2 separate regions of the Homo sapiens genome follow, and region 2 is linked to region 1. The links are chromatin loops, found by intact Hi-C in ENCODE. Cell type or tissue: endothelial cell of umbilical vein. All regions are shown on one strand.

What was found. Hi-C counts contacts between places; a loop is a spot of excess contacts. Peaks named below come from ENCODE experiments on the same cell type or tissue, not always from the same donor. Only the 100,000 strongest peaks of a DNase experiment are listed, where the experiment ranks them.
Region 2: it touches region 1 in a loop (5-fold over the local background); 2 of 110 quality-filtered maps call a loop at or near these places.

Annotation. Positions count from the first base shown.
Region 1 is chr21:37,148,481-37,156,480 of GRCh38, reverse strand. It overlaps TTC3 (tetratricopeptide repeat domain 3), which reads right to left. Exons shown (of 46, transcript NM_001330683.2): 23 at 7,834-7,935; 24 at 6,311-6,403; 25 at 5,597-5,661; 26 at 4,452-4,588; 27 at 3,204-3,530. Among named protein-coding and RNA genes, the nearest start is that of TTC3-AS1, 41 kb to the left of the region's middle. In endothelial cell of umbilical vein, no CTCF peak of the experiment used is centred here; a DNase peak (open chromatin) is centred at 3,120; H3K27ac peaks cover 1,560 bases.
Region 2 is chr21:36,973,350-36,981,349 of GRCh38, reverse strand. HLCS-AS1 (HLCS antisense RNA 1) reads right to left here. Exons shown (of 4, transcript NR_186434.1): 4 at 6,182-7,750. It also overlaps a transcript of HLCS not described here. Among named protein-coding and RNA genes, the nearest start is that of HLCS, 11 kb to the right of the region's middle. RefSeq lists a silencer at 665-724. In endothelial cell of umbilical vein, a CTCF peak has its summit at 4,169 (motif pointing left); a DNase peak (open chromatin) is centred at 4,129; H3K4me3 peaks cover 602 bases.

The sequences.
Region 1 (8,000 bases):
TTTAACATTGTTAGGCTAATTATAATAATTCTTGTCTATTAGATTTGAATAATGTGGGCCAAAGCCTTCTACTATCATAGTTACCTTTATTAGACCTAGGAGATGAAAGTATAGCATTAAATTCCTTTAAAAATATAACAATGAGGCCAGGTATGGTGGCTTAGGCCCGTAACCCCAGCACTTTGGGAGGACAAGGCTGGAAGATCACTTGAGCCAGGAGTTCAATACCAGCCCTGGCAACATAGCAAGACCCCTATCTTTACAAAAAAAAAAAGAGTTAGCCAGGCATGGTGGTAAATGCCTGTAGTCCCAGCTACTTGGGAGGCTGAGGTGGGGGTACTGCTTGAGCCCAGGACTTCAAAGCTACAGTGAGCTATGACGGCGCCACTGCACTCCAGCCTGGGTGATGGGGCAAGACCCTATCTCTAAAAAAAAAAACAAACCCAAACAATGTTTTCACTAATTCATAAAGACTTTCATTCCAATTAGTATAAACTAGCAAGATTTTATGATTCTTTATATGGATTCCATAGTAATAAAACATCAACAATATGCAGAATCTTCCCAAATGTGTCTAAAAGAGGAAATGGGTAAACCCATTCCCCAACACCTAAAATAACATTCCTTATTCCCCAAAATGTGGGTCCTCACCCCTCTCTACAAAAATCAAGGTGGTCAGTATGCCTACTTTTATTCTCCACTCTCCAAATTAGAAAACAGGTGACTACAATCTCATACAGACTCCTACTGAAATGACGGTGAAGCCCCACTCCTGATGAACAGCCAGCAAAAAGGAGCTCTGTCCAGTTTCTCCATCATGCCTCTAATATAAAACGGTCACTTCTTCCGAGGGCCTTAGTCAACAAATGAAGTCAACAAATGAAGCAGAGATTGCTCAGAGTCAAAATTATCCTAGACTGCTTGCTTCTGGATTAAAGAGTTAGCTTGCAGAGATCATGTTGCAGGAAAATTAGGATCTTTAAACACCAGAATAAGGGACCATGTAGAATACTCACACAATAAAAGATTTATGAGAGCCCAATGAAAAAATAGCACATTCCCGTTCCCTATCCACGTCAGAGCTTGTGGTCAGTGAGGGGAATGCAGGCAGGCAGTGTTCACTATTGGGATGTTAAATTTATCTCACTAGTGCTCTATTATTTCTCTCTCTCCCTCCCTCCTTTCCTCCTTTCCTCCCTTCATCTTTTGCTGAACATAAAAACTGGACCTCTCTTATGGTAAATATGTGCATGATGTAAGTCCACCCAATAGTCGTTTTATTGAAGAAAATTCCAGGAAATGAAAACTGCTTTACTTACTATTTAAGTAAGTGTGCATTTTACTTCAGGACTGTAGTAACAGCCTTACTAATTAACATGCTTGAACTCATTTCACAACTTTAAATAAAAATTGCTACTTTAAATAGTATACATATATCCTTATTAAAATGATACCTTTAATCTACAGAATAAACATGGATTATATCGACCGGGCGCGGTGGCTGACGCCTGTAATCCCAGCACTTTAGGAGGCCGAGGTGGGCAGATCACGAGGTCAGGAGATCAAGACCATCCTGGCTAACACGGTGAAACCCCGTCTCTACTAAAAATACAAAACATTAGCCAGGCGTGGTGGCAGGCACCTGTAGTACCAGCTGCTCGGGAGGCTGAGGCAGGAGAATGGCGTGAACCCGGGAGGCGGAGCTTGCAGTGAGCCGAGATCGCGCCGCTGCACTCCAGCCTGGGCAACAGAGCGACACTCTGTCTCAAAAAAACAAACAAACAAACAAAAAAAACACATGGTTTATATCAAAAGACATGTTCACCCTTTCCTGCCAGTGAGCTGGAGGGCTCAAGTGCTGCATTTACCTGAATGAACAGTGGCTGGCAGTCTTGACCGTGTAGCATAACCCAGGCAAACCTATTTCTCCAGTCCTGAGTATCTCCTAAAGCATGTTAAAGCAAGCATTAACTTTATAATTTGCTTACTTGATACTCACTAGTGACAATCTTGTCACTTAAAAATAACTTTCCGGGATCACAAATCCATGAGGATCTATGTTCAAAGCAGGCATGTTCAGCTGTCTAACTATGCCAGGCTTGCTGCCATCTTACATCGTCTCTTCTGGCAGAAGCTGACCAGTATCTTCTCTGAAACCCTAGAATTCTAATAGCCCCACGTTTCTAAACATTCAGACAGGTGGGGACGGCTGGCAGAGGCTTAGCAGGCCTCACTCTGTGGTCTGCGGCTAAAGGCCCTGCCTTTTTCCCGTGGCGTACTTTAGCCTCTTATCTAATAGCTGCCGACTGAATGAACTATTGTGCTAGGCCAGTTGCTATCCAGTCAGCAAGATAAATAGTGCCCTGGTAGGTGCCCAAAGCATCCCTACCTCGTGTTACACAACAACTGTATCTGCAGCTGCCTTCTGCAGTCCTGCATGGCTTTAGGCAAAGCGCCTGCTTTAGGGGAGGGCAGGGGGCTTGCTCACTCTTCCCTTCTCCCAGCCAAGTTACGAAAGTCAGAACACAGTACAGAGTTATATAATCCTGTGATTTACCACAGCTCAGTCCAACCCTAGGATATGTTCCTCTTAATCTCTAGATACAGATTTGCCTTAGGTGACCCTGAGCAATTAGTCTCATCCACTCTTGCCTCTAAATTTTTCTTCAAAGAATCTGAATTATAGATTTGTCTTCTCAACACAGCTCCTGAGCAGGGGGCAGACTCCAGGATGTGTTATTTACCATGGTTGTGCCTAGTATTCACACATCTACACATTTACAAATAGTTTAGTCTAATATAGGTCTGGATTTCTTTACTGACTGGTCTTTCCTTAGATTGCACCTTTTGAAGAAGTATACTGTAACCTATCTATAAAATAACCTAAAAATTGTGGTGTGCGTGTGTGTGTAATAGTTTTTCTGTTTTTTAAAGGCCTTCATATATTTAGTTCTTTTTTTAAAAAATTCTTTTAGAGACAGGTCTTGCAACATTGCCAGGTTGGTCTCAAATTCCTGAGATTAAGCAATCATCCTGCCTCCGCCTCCCAAGTAGCTGGGACTGGAAAAGTATTCTTAACCATACAAATTTATAGTCCTGCATTTAAAGTTATAAATTATATGGCAGGAAAATGAAAATGACTCAGAGACCTACACTTCCCCTTCGTATTAAAGTTTATTGCTCTGGAATATAAAGGGACATACCAAAGCTATTAAGTTTTTGGATCCAGGCGGCTAATTTGGGCTCCACTTCTTTAAGCTCACTCAAAACATGCAGAAATATTCTTGTCTTTACTCTGTTATTTTCTTGAATCAAGTGGCGAATAACATAGTCCACTGCTTCATTTAGAAAATTTCTGCTAGAAAAACAGGTTGTATAGTCTTCTGTGCTCAAAACTTTCCAAGAAAGCAATTCTTTGAGAAGCATGGCTGTATTCTGTATGCCGGATTTAATCTTGTCAGCATACTGCTTTATACACTGTAGAATTCTGTCATCAAGGAACTGACAACGCTGAACATTGTCTACAGTTTCTAAGGATAAATAACAATGGTTAAAGTGATAAATAGGACTAATTCACAATTACATAAACTTAGAAATAACAAAATTACATAATATAAAATATGATTCAGATTGATTATACTGTTTTACTAAACTCAAGAAACTTTAATTAGAAATATAAACACTTAACAATACTTTTGAAAAGACATGAAAGTGTACGCTAAAATAAACATACCAAAAGTAAGCATTTTACACCCTTCATTCTGAACCATTCATGTAGTAGCATTTGAAACTTAGTTCCTCTAGGCCAGGCGTGGTGGCTCATGCCTGTAATCCCAGCACTTTGGGAGGCCGAGGAGGGTGGATCAGGAGATCGAGACCATCCTGGCTAACACGGTGAAACCCCATCTCTACTAAAAATACAAAAAATTAGCTGGGCATGGTGGCGGGCACCTGTAGTTCCAGCTACTGGGGAGGCTGAGGCAGGAGAATGGCGTGAACCCGGGAGGCGGAGCTTGCAGTGAGCCGAGATCGCGCCACTGCACTCCAGCCTGGGCAACAGAGTGAGACTCCGTCTCAAAAAAAAAAAACAAAAAAAAAAAACAACTTAGTTCCCCTAAAATACGGCCACTTCCTTCAACAATCCTAACCCAGCCTCATCAACTACCTTAACTTTATATACAATAAATATGTTTAGTCATTAAGCACAGAAAGTTAAAATACAATCTCTGAAAGGTTTTTCAGTGGGAATACAATCTCTGAAAGGTTTTTCAGTGTTCTTTACACCAACCCAATTCTGTCTTCGAGTAACAGAAGACAGTGATAGTATTAAATTACTAAGTGAAATCTTTATTTCAATTCAATAATGATGAATATAAGGCCCAAAAGATGCTTACATTTATACATTTAAATGAGAGTATATTATTCTTATCATGCCTTTGGCTTCTGCATACCTTTCTGCTCTTCATTTTTGGGTGGATTACTTTCTCTTAAGTCCTCCTCCATTCTTTCTTGTGCTAACTTTTTTGCTTCTTTTTTTTGGATCTTTCTCTTCAATTTTTTGTCTTCTTTCAGTCTTAGTTTCTCTAGGCTGATAAACATTTACAATTAGTGACAACTCAATGAACTGTTTTCCTTTGACTATCGTAGAAACCATCTTCCAAGCAATATATTAGAAGTTTTCCTTTTTTAATCAGAGCCCGGCCTACATCTTCCATTCAATGTAAGAAACTGTCAGTATTGTCAAAATAAGGGTACTTGTTTCATGAAAACAAAAACCTCAATGATTAGGTGATGTCTAAGGATGCAGTCTACAGATTGTATAGATGTCACTTTCATGTATCTAAGTTACTTCATAGGGTAAACAGAAATAGTACAAATTACTCTGCAAAATAATTCATGTAAACTCTCATTTCTAAGAAAGGTCCCATAGTAAAATATAATTTTCACATCTCAATAATAACCCACAACACTATAATTTGGTTGATCTGGTTACAATGAATTCTCTCCAACAAATAATTCTGTTCATCTTTTCTTTTGCTTTTTCTTGGTCACAAATGATAAAAAAAAATCACTTCTTAGAAAGAAAAACAAGAAGCAGGACCAAAAAGAAAAGAAAAAAGAATCTGAATTATTTGATCTAAACAAAAAGCTATAGAGAAGTAATAATTTAGACAGTACATTGAGTATTTCAGGGTAAAAAATAGTCATAGGTTCAAAATGTTTACTGAAGAGAGATAAAAAGAAAAATATGCTTTTGGAATTAAAGTTTCAACAACTGAGAGCAAACTGTATAGTTTTTATATAAATGCCAAATCTATTAATCAAACATGTAATTTCACAGCATCAAATGTTATAATTTTAATTGTAAATTCAACCACTAGATAAATAATTCTGAATCAAGTTTTTAGTATTTAATCATTCTAGGCTAGTTCTCTTTAAGTTTTAATTTTCCATAAAAATCATTTTAAAAAACACTTATTTGAATATATGTATACACAGCCAATTTTTAAAAAGGCATAATTTAGAAATCTGCATTTAATAGAATTATATTCTAAGAGACATCATCAAACCACTGATTGATTGTTAAAAATCTTACCTAGAACATTTCTGTTTCAGAATAGGTCTTGGAGGAACCTTTTCTTTTATGACCTTGTGTTCAAACTTTAAATAAAACAAAGACATCCAAAATTTGTCTCATACTCCCATGACATAAAACACAAAACCACAAGTAACAAGTATTTCAGAAGCACACATAATGTTCAGTTTGATAGAGAACAGTGATGATGTTCTGACCCAGACAAAAGCCCAGAAAGCTTTAGCAAAATAATTTACTGAAGAGGAACAAGAGGGTAGACACACTTGAGGAAAAAGTTTTTAAAAAATTAAGAGTAAGCAGACGATCTAATAAAGTGTAAATATTATTACAACTACCCACTCTTGCCATTCCCATGTCATGAAGTTAAAGGTAATCCCTCAAGACGCTCTTCCCCCTCCCTAAAAACCTGCACACCCACTACTGCCCAAAAGTTTACCGGGATTAAGAAAATGAAGTTATCAAAAACAGTAAAAATAGTAAAACTAAGATATAAAAAGCCTCCTTTTCCTATTAAGAAATAAAAGAATATAAGAATGCTTTCATTACAATGAAGCATTCTCACATCCCAGTATTTCCTATATTTTCTTAAATGAAGTAATTGTTTCTTTCCTGGAAAAGATCCAAATTACATGATATCTACAAATTCAAATCATGTTTCAAAAGGTGTAAACATTTTGGTTATCTATCTAACAAGGTTTCCCCTTTATTACTTACTTCACATTTAACTTCACCACCACTGCTGAAGATGATAATCTTAGAAATGACACCTTCACAGTCAGGGGTAAGACATATTCCTTGTAGAAAATCCTATTTGATTAAAAAAAAAAAAAACAAGAAAAATGTTATGTCTAGGGGGGATAAATCTATACACGTATACTATTTTTACCACTAGGAACAGTCAAAATACGGACTAAAACCATCTTCAGGCAAGTGGTGAAAATCCTTACTCACTGCCATGCGAATTTTAAGGCTTCCGTGTAGGAAAAATATACTTTCAGGTGTGGGTCTGACCATGTGACTTGTTTTCATCAATGCAAAGTGACCAGACATGACATACACATGTCTAGACAAAAGGTTTAACAAACACTTCATAGACTGGACATTGTTCTTTTTCCTCTGACACAGGAAGATGTTCCAGAAAAGGGTCATTCTTCAACTTAGATTGAGAAACAAGGAATAGAGCCACACAAAATAAAGCTGCTACAGCCCAGTCCCAGCCAACAACTGCAGAACTGCAGGACAAGTCATGTAAGCAAAAAACAAACTTCTCTGATGTATGCCACAAGATATTTGGGTTGCATCACTTCAGCATATCCTAGGGAAAGCTGACTAATTTACAGAGTGTATTTAAAATGATGGGAATAGTTAAGACCACTAAAAGAGGGTATATCACTAGAGAAACTCAATTTAGGTAAGACAAAGACATAGCAGAAGTGACTCAAAGGTGACAGTTATTTACTCATATCATTATATTGTTAATTAATTATGTGAAAATGTACAAAATGTGAGAATTTATTTCTACCATACTTTAATAATTGCTATTGTTAACAGATGCCTAGTACAACTGCCTCATTCTTTCCCCAATAAGAACAGTGGTCTGCATAAGCCTAAGAAGTGTAGGAAAAGGTCCATAGTTTCTATAGATCAGAAACAAATTCTATGAATACAAATAAGATTGTAATACTATGACTTCCCTCAAAGTATGTCTACTTAATGGTAATTAACATCATTATCTTGGTAATAAGAAAATCCCTGGAGAGAAATGGCAGTTTAAAATTGAAGTTGATCTTTCTTCCCAACATTAAAAAAATTGTTTTGAGTTGACTTCTTAGTACAAATTACCTCATCAAATTTTGGTTTTGAAATCCCTAATTCCACATCAAAACTTTCAAGTGGGGCCTGGTGCAGTGGCTCATGCCTATAATCCCAGCACTTTGGGAGGCTGAAGTAGGATCACTTGGGTCAAGGAGTCTGAGGCTGCAGTGAGCTACGACTGCACCACTGCACTCTAGCCTGGGCAACACAGTGAGATCCGTCTCTTTAAAAAAACAAAGCCTCTATGGTTAATGCCTTTATGATTGTCCAAATAAAAACAAATTTGATTTTCCACTTTATTATTAAAGTTATAATTTAAAATTTTCTAATTATGTGCAGAATGTTCAGGAAGGAATTCTTGGGGGAAAAATTGACATACAATAAGTATACTGAAAAATTCAGACAATCCTGTTATGCTTTACCTTGTCAATTTTATCATTAAAGGTTGTAGTTTTTAACTTCTTCCAGCAATTCATGTGAAATTCTATTTTACAGTACTGGCAACAGCTGATGCGTATAAAACCCTAGGGTTACAAAAAATTTTTTAATTAACGTTTTAAAGATGTCTCTGCACACTCACTCACTACAA
Region 2 (8,000 bases), 180 kb after region 1:
CATCAGAATTAGGGAGGAGTAACATGGGGAAAGAAATCCAGAATAACTAGTTAAGCCCATACATTGCACCTCCTTCATCAAATAACCCATCAGGAGTGCCAAATTTGGCTACTTTTGTCTGTCACTCATTTTATTCAGCAAAACCTTAAGCCAACTTCATTATTTTGCCAGGAAAACAGACCCATTTCCTGCCCTTGAAGGTTTGCAGTCTCAAGGGGGAAAGCAGTACAACCTTTACAAGCAGTTATCAAGGTGGGTGGGTGGTGTTGCAGGCGAGCGTGGAAGGGGCCCACCTGGCCAGGGGGCAGGCCATACCTCCCTGGGAGGTGACGTTTGACCTATGAGGCAAGCCCTAAAGGACAGGTAGGGATCCCCCGCGGATGCCGTGCTGGCGAGGCAGGGCCTGAGCAGCCAGTGGAGAAGGGCAGCGGGAAGTGCGCTGTGCAGGAGCCAGACGTCTCAGCCCGTGTGGCCAGAGGTGGCAGGGGCGCGGCCTGAGCGGGGCTGGGGCGCGGGCAGGATTTGGGGCTGCGCCGAGGGGCGTCCCGACCTGGCCCTTTGCCACGGTAGGTTCCGGCTCCCATGCCTCCGCTGCCATCTGCGCTGTCCTTGGCGACTACGCCTTCACCCCCCTGGGTGCGTTTCAGCGGTCCCGGAGCCTGGCGGGAGCGGGGCCAGGAGCGCTCCGCGGCCGGTATCAGGCCTGCAGGTAGGGACGCGCGGCCGCCCGGGGCTCTGGGGACTCGGGTGTCCAGGTGCCGAAGTCGCCGCTTCCACGGGGGACTCAGGCCCGTGAGTGGGTTTCCTAAGAACTTACCAGATTCCACGGCTCGGGTTTCCTGCCTTGGATCCTGCTTTTTATTCCCCAGGGGGAGTTATTTATAGACAGGAATCGTGTGTTCAAGGCCTGGCTCTTCGGACTCGGCGTTTTTCTTGTTCGAGGTGCTTCAATGGGGGCTGGATGCCATCATCTTCCAGGTCTGGAATCTTGTAGAAAACGAGCTGTACAGGCAGGAGTTCAGTTCAGCTGTATCATCTGTTCTTGGCCTCTTCTGGAAACGGGCTAATTCTCTGTTTAGGGCTTTATCATTTTATAACCGAGTAACATACTAGCCCTGTGGTTGAGTTGTTTCTTCCTATTTTTTTTTTTTTTAAATATAGTCAGGGTCTCACTCCATTGCTCAGGCTGGATGGAGTGCATTGATGTGATCGCAGCTCACTGCAGCCTTGAACTCCTGGGCTCAAGCAATCCTCCCTTTTCAGCCTCTGAGTATCTGGGACCACCACACCCAGCCTTTTTTTTTTTTTTTTTTTTTTTTTTTTGAGATGGGGACTTGCTCTGTCGCCCAGGCTGGAGTACAAGTGGCGTGATTGCGGCTCACTGCAGCCTCGACCTCCCCAGGAGTAGCTGGAACTACAGGCACACACCACCATGCCTGGCTAATTTTCTTTACTTTTGTAGAGATGTGGTTTCACCATGTTGCCCAGGCTGGTCTTGAACTTGAGTTCAAGTGATTTGCCCGCTTTTGCCTCCCAAAGTGTTAGGATTACAGGCGTGAGCCACCACACCTGGCCGCCTGGCTAATTTTTAATTTTCTGTACAGATGGAGTCTCCCTATGTTGCAAAGACCGGTCTCAAACTCCTGGCCTGAAGTGATCCTTCTGCTTTGGCCTCTCAAAGTGCTGGCATTATAGGTGTGAGCCACTGTGCCTGGTCCGTATTGCTGTTTTATCACCAGCTACCTGCAGTGCATTTGGGCTAAACATGTCGTTTGCATAAAACCATTTTAAAAATCACAAATTGACCTGCAAAGCAAGGTGTATCAACAGAGGGGCATGGCAGCTTCATGGGACCCCCCTATAGGAGACTCAATCCTGGGTGCCTCTATAGAAACATAAATTCAGTGAAAACAAAGGAGCTAGTTCCCATGGCTGGAGAATGTAAACGGATGAAGGTAATGCCCCCCTTCTCCCACCATAGTCTTTCCAGGGAATTTATTTCCAGCTCCATTAAATTTATAGCATCAAGGGTTTATAATAGGTAGTTTTTTTCTTTCTTTCTTTTTTTTTTTTTTTTGAGACTGAGTCTTGCTCTGTCACCCAGGCCTGGAGGGCAGTGGCGCGATCTTGGCTCACTGCAAGCTCCGCCTCCTGGGTTCATGCTATTCTCCTGCCTCAGCCTCCCCAGTAGCTGGGACTACAGGCGCCCGCCATCATGCCCGGCTAATTTTTTTTTGAATTTTTAGTAGAGACGGGGTTTCACTGTGTTAGCCAGGATGGTCTCAATCTCCTGACCTCATGATCTGCCCGCCTCAGCCTCCCAAAGTGCTGGGATTACAGGCGTGAGCCACCGCACCTGGCCAATTTTTTTTTCTTTTAAGCAGTGTGATTGGTTTTCCCTGAGTACGGAAGTCTCAGTCCCAGAATATGTTCAGATTGGCAGAGGAGAAATTCGGTTGTCATGTGACTCACTGGCCCCTCATGGAGCTTTTAGCCACAGGAGAGGATGCATCTGTGCTGGTTTTGCCGCAGTGTCTGGAGTTCCCAGCTGAGTCCGCTGTTGAACAGTTCTCTTCATGTGCTTTGCTCGGTGACACGTACATTCCCAAGGCGTCTGCTACAGGGTCTCTTTAAGGGTCTCCCGACCCTTCAGTCCTGCCAGCTTCGCACTCTTCTCTGCCCCAGCTAGTCTCTGGCCTTGCACCCTGGGGCTCTTCTTGCCCCCTTCTCAGGGCTCAGTGTGCTCTACAGGATCCCACCCAGCAGTCCTCAGGCTGCAGTTTAATCAGGACGCTTCCAGCCTCCTTCCCACACTGTGGGGTCCTATTCTTAATTTTCTTTTTTTTTTTTTGTTTGAGGTGGGAGTCTTGCTCTGTCGCCCAGGCTGGAGTGCAGTGGCACAATCTTGGCTCACTGCAACCTCTGTTTCCTGGATTCAAGTGATTCTCTTGCCTCAGCCTCCTGAGCAGCTGGGACTACGTTGCACCACCATGCCTGGCTAATTTTTTGTATTTTTAGTAGAGATGGGGTTTCACCATGTTGGCCAGGCTGGTCTCGAACTCCTGACCTCAGGTGATCCACCCGCCTTGATCTCCCAAAGTGCTGGGATTACAGGCATGAACCACCGCGTTTGGCCCCTATTCTTAGTTTTATAAATTAATGGGATGATAAAAGCAGCAGCGTAGGACTTGGAAACTGACTTGTTTAAACTAACACAGTTGGCAGATAAAGTAACTTAACCTGAAGGAGCACTTCAAGTGGTTGGGATTTCTGGCACCATGATTGACCAGTTGAGGAAAATTCAGGCAGATGGGCTTTTCCGTGCCTGAAAAAGGCAACTCGATTTACTGGGAAGGAACTCCCCACCCCGACTTTGTGTAATAGTTTCCCCACGAAGAGCGCTCATGAGGATGAAGTGAAAGCGCGTTGCCCTTCTATTCCCTTCCTGTTCACTCTGCCCAGGTGGGCAGTTGCTGGGTCACAATAGTCTGCACTCTTAGCCTGTGTGGCTGTTCTCTGTGAACCCGCCCACCCACACCAGGTGGATGCTATTATTATTCCTGCATTGGAGCTGTGGAACGAGAGGCATTTGCCCTGGTCACATGGCCACTGAATGTGTGCATTTTGTTGGGGAGTTGGGGGGTCAGAGGCAGTATCTGAACCCAGGGTTTCTGATTCCAGACCATGGCCTCTATTGCTTCACTACACAAACGGCAACTCACACAGGCTCAATATTGGGCTGCTGGGCAGGATGACTGGCTAATGCCTTTTTCATGTGGTTGTAAAAGTTTTAATTTCTTTCCACATTCATTTATTTGACCTCTTAAAGCTGCCTCTGTGCAAACCCTTTAAAAGTGAAACATTTGTTCAAGAAATGAGTCACGATTGTTAGGAAGACAATGATGAACATATTAGGAGTGGGGCTCCCCCATTTGCAGAGCAATCTCCCATCCATTGAGGTGGTTTAGACTTTTGAGGGTGTTTTGGAGGGTGGGGGCAGTGGCCCCATGTGCTTACCTGGAAGCTTATGGTACTGATCACCCCTCTGGAGGGCCTGTCTGATAGGCAGGAAACTGCTCACAGATTTCTCCCTTCGCCCAACCAGGACCTGATTTTTACATGCCTGAAATATAAAGGACCACTCCCCTCTGCTGGACGAAGATAAATTTGCTTTTAACAGAGAAAAAATTTGTGACCGCTTCGCTCTCTAGTGGTCAACTAGGTAAAAGAGCTAGCAGTTCTACGTCACTTTACAAACTGAGGTATGAACCTCAGTTTTTGAGGTAGTTGCAAAAACTTTCAGTGAGCACCTACTATGTATAGGCACAATGCTAAATACCAGGGATATGAAGGTGAATAAGAGAGCACCAATATCAAATGTTTGTAGATTGCATCATATTGTAAATGTACGAGGACCACAGAATTTGAGAGATGGAGGGGAAGTTAGAGATGATCTGGCTTGTGTCCCTCTTTTTTTTTCCTAAGTTGAAAAACTGTGACCTAGAGAGATGAGATAATTTGCTTAAGATCACATGGCTGGTTCGGAAGAGGGGAAAAAAGGAGTGCTGATGAAATTCAGTGGAATGTCACCTTCTAATTTTTATCACCTATTATTTTGAAATAATTTTAGGCTTACAAAAGAGAAATAGTACAGAGAGTTCTTTGAAACTTCACCCAGCTTCCTCTAATGCTAACATCTTACACAACCATGGATTTACCAAAACTGACATTGGTGCAACATTATTATTATTATTGTTATTTATTTTTTGAGACAGTCTGGCTCTGTTGCCCAGGCTGGAGTGTAGTGATGCAATCTTGGATCACTGCAACCTCTGCCTCCCGGGTTCAAATGATTCTGCTGCCTCAGCCTCCCGAGTAGCTGGGATTGCAGGTGCACACCACCACGCCCAGCTAACTTGTATTTTTCTGTGTGTGTATGCGTGTGTGTGTGTGTGTGACTGACTTCCTTAAAACAGTAATGACTTACTGATAGTCAGCTATTGTACAGAAAGGGTATCACAAACCTCTTTGTCTTTTGGATCATGCCTCTGTTTTCAGAGCAGGTTGTTTTCCCAGGTGATTTTGATGACATCCCACCTGCAGCTTTTTAGATGTGTCCAAGTTGGGGACAATCCCGGCCTGTTCAACTGACCTGGATACAAAGGCTGTCAGGGCTGGCAGTGGTGCACCTTGAACCTTCTGCCACTCTTGCGTCTTGGATCTTGAGTTTCATTTCTATTTTTGTCGGGTATAGAGCATTCTTTGCTCTTGGTTGCCTAGTTTATCCAGAGAAGGACTTTGGGGCCAAAAGGACACAAATTCAAACATCAGTTTCCCCACCTAATTATGGGAGCTCAAGTTCTAAAATTCAACTGTTCTAAAATTCAGTTTCTTCCTTTGCAAGATGGGGACAATAATGGTCACCATGCAGAGTTGTTGAGGGATTAAATGTATCCAGTAATTGGCATAGCACCTCGTGTGCAGGAGGTGCAGAATGAACGTGGAATAAGTGAATGGCTGCCAATGAGGGAGACCCGGTTAGGTGGGTCCAATGGAAGGTCTTTTTCTTTTCTTTTTAGAGATGGGGTCTCTTCTGTTGCCCAGGCTGGAGTGCAGTGGTATGAACATGGATCACTACATCCTGGAACTCCCGGGCTCCAGCAGTTCTCCCGCCTCAGCCTCCCAAGTAGCTGGGGCTATAGGCACGTGCCACCATGCCTGGCTAATTTTTAAATTTTTTGTAGAGATGGGGTCTCACTATGTTGCTTAGGCTCAGTGGAAGGTCTTGAATGCCAGGCAAGACTGCCTGCACTTTCTGGGGTGGGGGCAGGCACTGCAGGAGTTTGAGAAGCAGGAGTGATGGGATGAGCGCTGTGCTTTAGGCAGTCAAGTGCAGAGTGTGCTGGATGAGGCAGAACCGTGGGAAACAGGGGACGGGCACCGGGAATCATCCAGCAGGCTGTCGTGCTAGTGCCTGTTCTGGTGAGGGCTGAGCTGGGCCTGGACTAGAAAGAAGGGACCATGTGAGACTGTGCAGAGGTCCCGCCTACCAACTGCTATGGAAATAAACAAGACACAGGGGCTGGAGAAGTTGGGACTCCAAGATGCATGAATTCTGGGTCCTAGTGAAAAGGTGAACAAGTCATGAACAGAGATAAGAGAAATCAGGATAAAGAGATAATTTGTGGGAGGAAAAAATGCATTTGGTTTTATTCATGTTGCCTTTGAGATGCTGACAGACTATCCAAGCAGAGACAAGTGGAAGAGATGATTGCGGCGCCAGAGCCTGGGAGAGGCCAGAGCTGGCCATGAGGACTGAGCGTCACTGCCAGAGGTCACCAAGGAAGAGAACATAGAGGAGGCCAGAAGTTGGGGGCAGAGGCTCACTTATGGCCGACAGTTGAGAGAGGGGTTAGAGACAGAGACGGAGAACTTGGATGTGCTGGTTCGCAAGGGCTGCTATAACTAAGTATTGCAGACTGGGGCTTCAACAACAGAAATTCATTTCCCCAGTTCTGGAAGCTAGAAGTCCAAGATGAAGGTGTGGGCGGGGTTGGTTTCTCCTGAGGCCTCTCTCCTTGGCTTGGAGATGGCTGTCTTCTCCCTTTGTCCTTACAGGATTGTCCCCCTGTGCATGTCTGTGTCTAGTCTCCTCTCCTTATAAGGATACCAGTCATAACAGATTAGGTGATGACCTCATTTCACCTTAATGACTATTTTATCCTTATAAGGATACCAGTCATAACAGATTAGGTGGTGACCTCATTTTACCTTAATGACTATTTTAAAGTACCTGTCTCCTGATGCAGTCCCATTCTGAGGTACTGGGGGTTAGAACTTCAACATTAGAATTTGGGGGGACACAGTTCAGCCCATTAACCCTGGAACAGAAGCAGAATATTGAATTTTAAAAGAACCCAAGGGAGGAGTTTCAGGAAGGCCAGGGGCTGGCTGTGGCCTGTTTGTCTTAGACACACCCTTGCCTCCTGCCGCCTCTCTATCTCTCTCCTCTGGTCCACAAGGAGGTTCCTGGAGGCTCTTCTGCCGTGGGGCCTCTAGTGAAGTTCCGCCATGGGGCGTTGGGCTGGAGGTGTGGAGCGGCTACAGTATTTTTCCGCCTTCTTCCCCTGCTGATGTCTCCAGCAGCAGTTGTTTCTCTGTGGCTCCATCTCCCACAGCACTGATCTGTGGGTTCCAGCTTCCACCAGGGGACCCTGGATCCCGGGCGACGGTAACTTGACCTGTGTTGTGTGCCCTCAGCCCTACAGAGGGTCGCGGCTTCTGCTCTTTCTATTCCCTGGGTTGCCTCACTGTCCCTTCTGTGGTGTGTGTCCGTTTGTTTATTTATTTATTTATTTCAGACGGAGTTTCACTCTTGTTGCCCAGGCTGGAGTGCAAGGGCATGATCTTGGCTCACTGCAACCTCCGCCTCCCAGGTTCAAGCGATTCTCCTGCCTCAGCCTCCCAAGTAGCTGGGATTACAGGTGCCTGCCACCATGCCCGGCTAATTTTTTGTATTTTTAGTAGAGACGGGGTTTCACCATGTTGGCTAGCTGATCTCAAACTCCTGACCTCAGGTGATCCACCCGCCTTGGCCTCCCGAAGTGCCGGGATTACAGGCATGAGCCACAGTGCCCTCCCTTGTCTGGTGTTTTGTCATGTTGTAGCCAGCTCTCTGTATTAAATCCCCTCTGAGTATCTAGTAGTTTTTGTTGATTGGTAGAAATAGCATGGTCAGGAATGCCAGGTACTGCAGAAAGATGGAAGGGATGGAAATGGAAAATGGTCAGATCTTTGAGCAATGGGGGTAGAGCCCAGAATTCCAGGGCTTGAGAAGGGGATTTCTGCCAAACCGATGGGTGTATACCAATTCTCATGAAGGTCTTAATTTGGACCTACTTTGAGACTGCATACTTTTTCATATTTATCAGACAGCTGGGTACAGTCTGTTTTTGAAGTGCTTTTTCAGCTTTAGCTGTCCTCCTTTTTTGGTTTTCTGA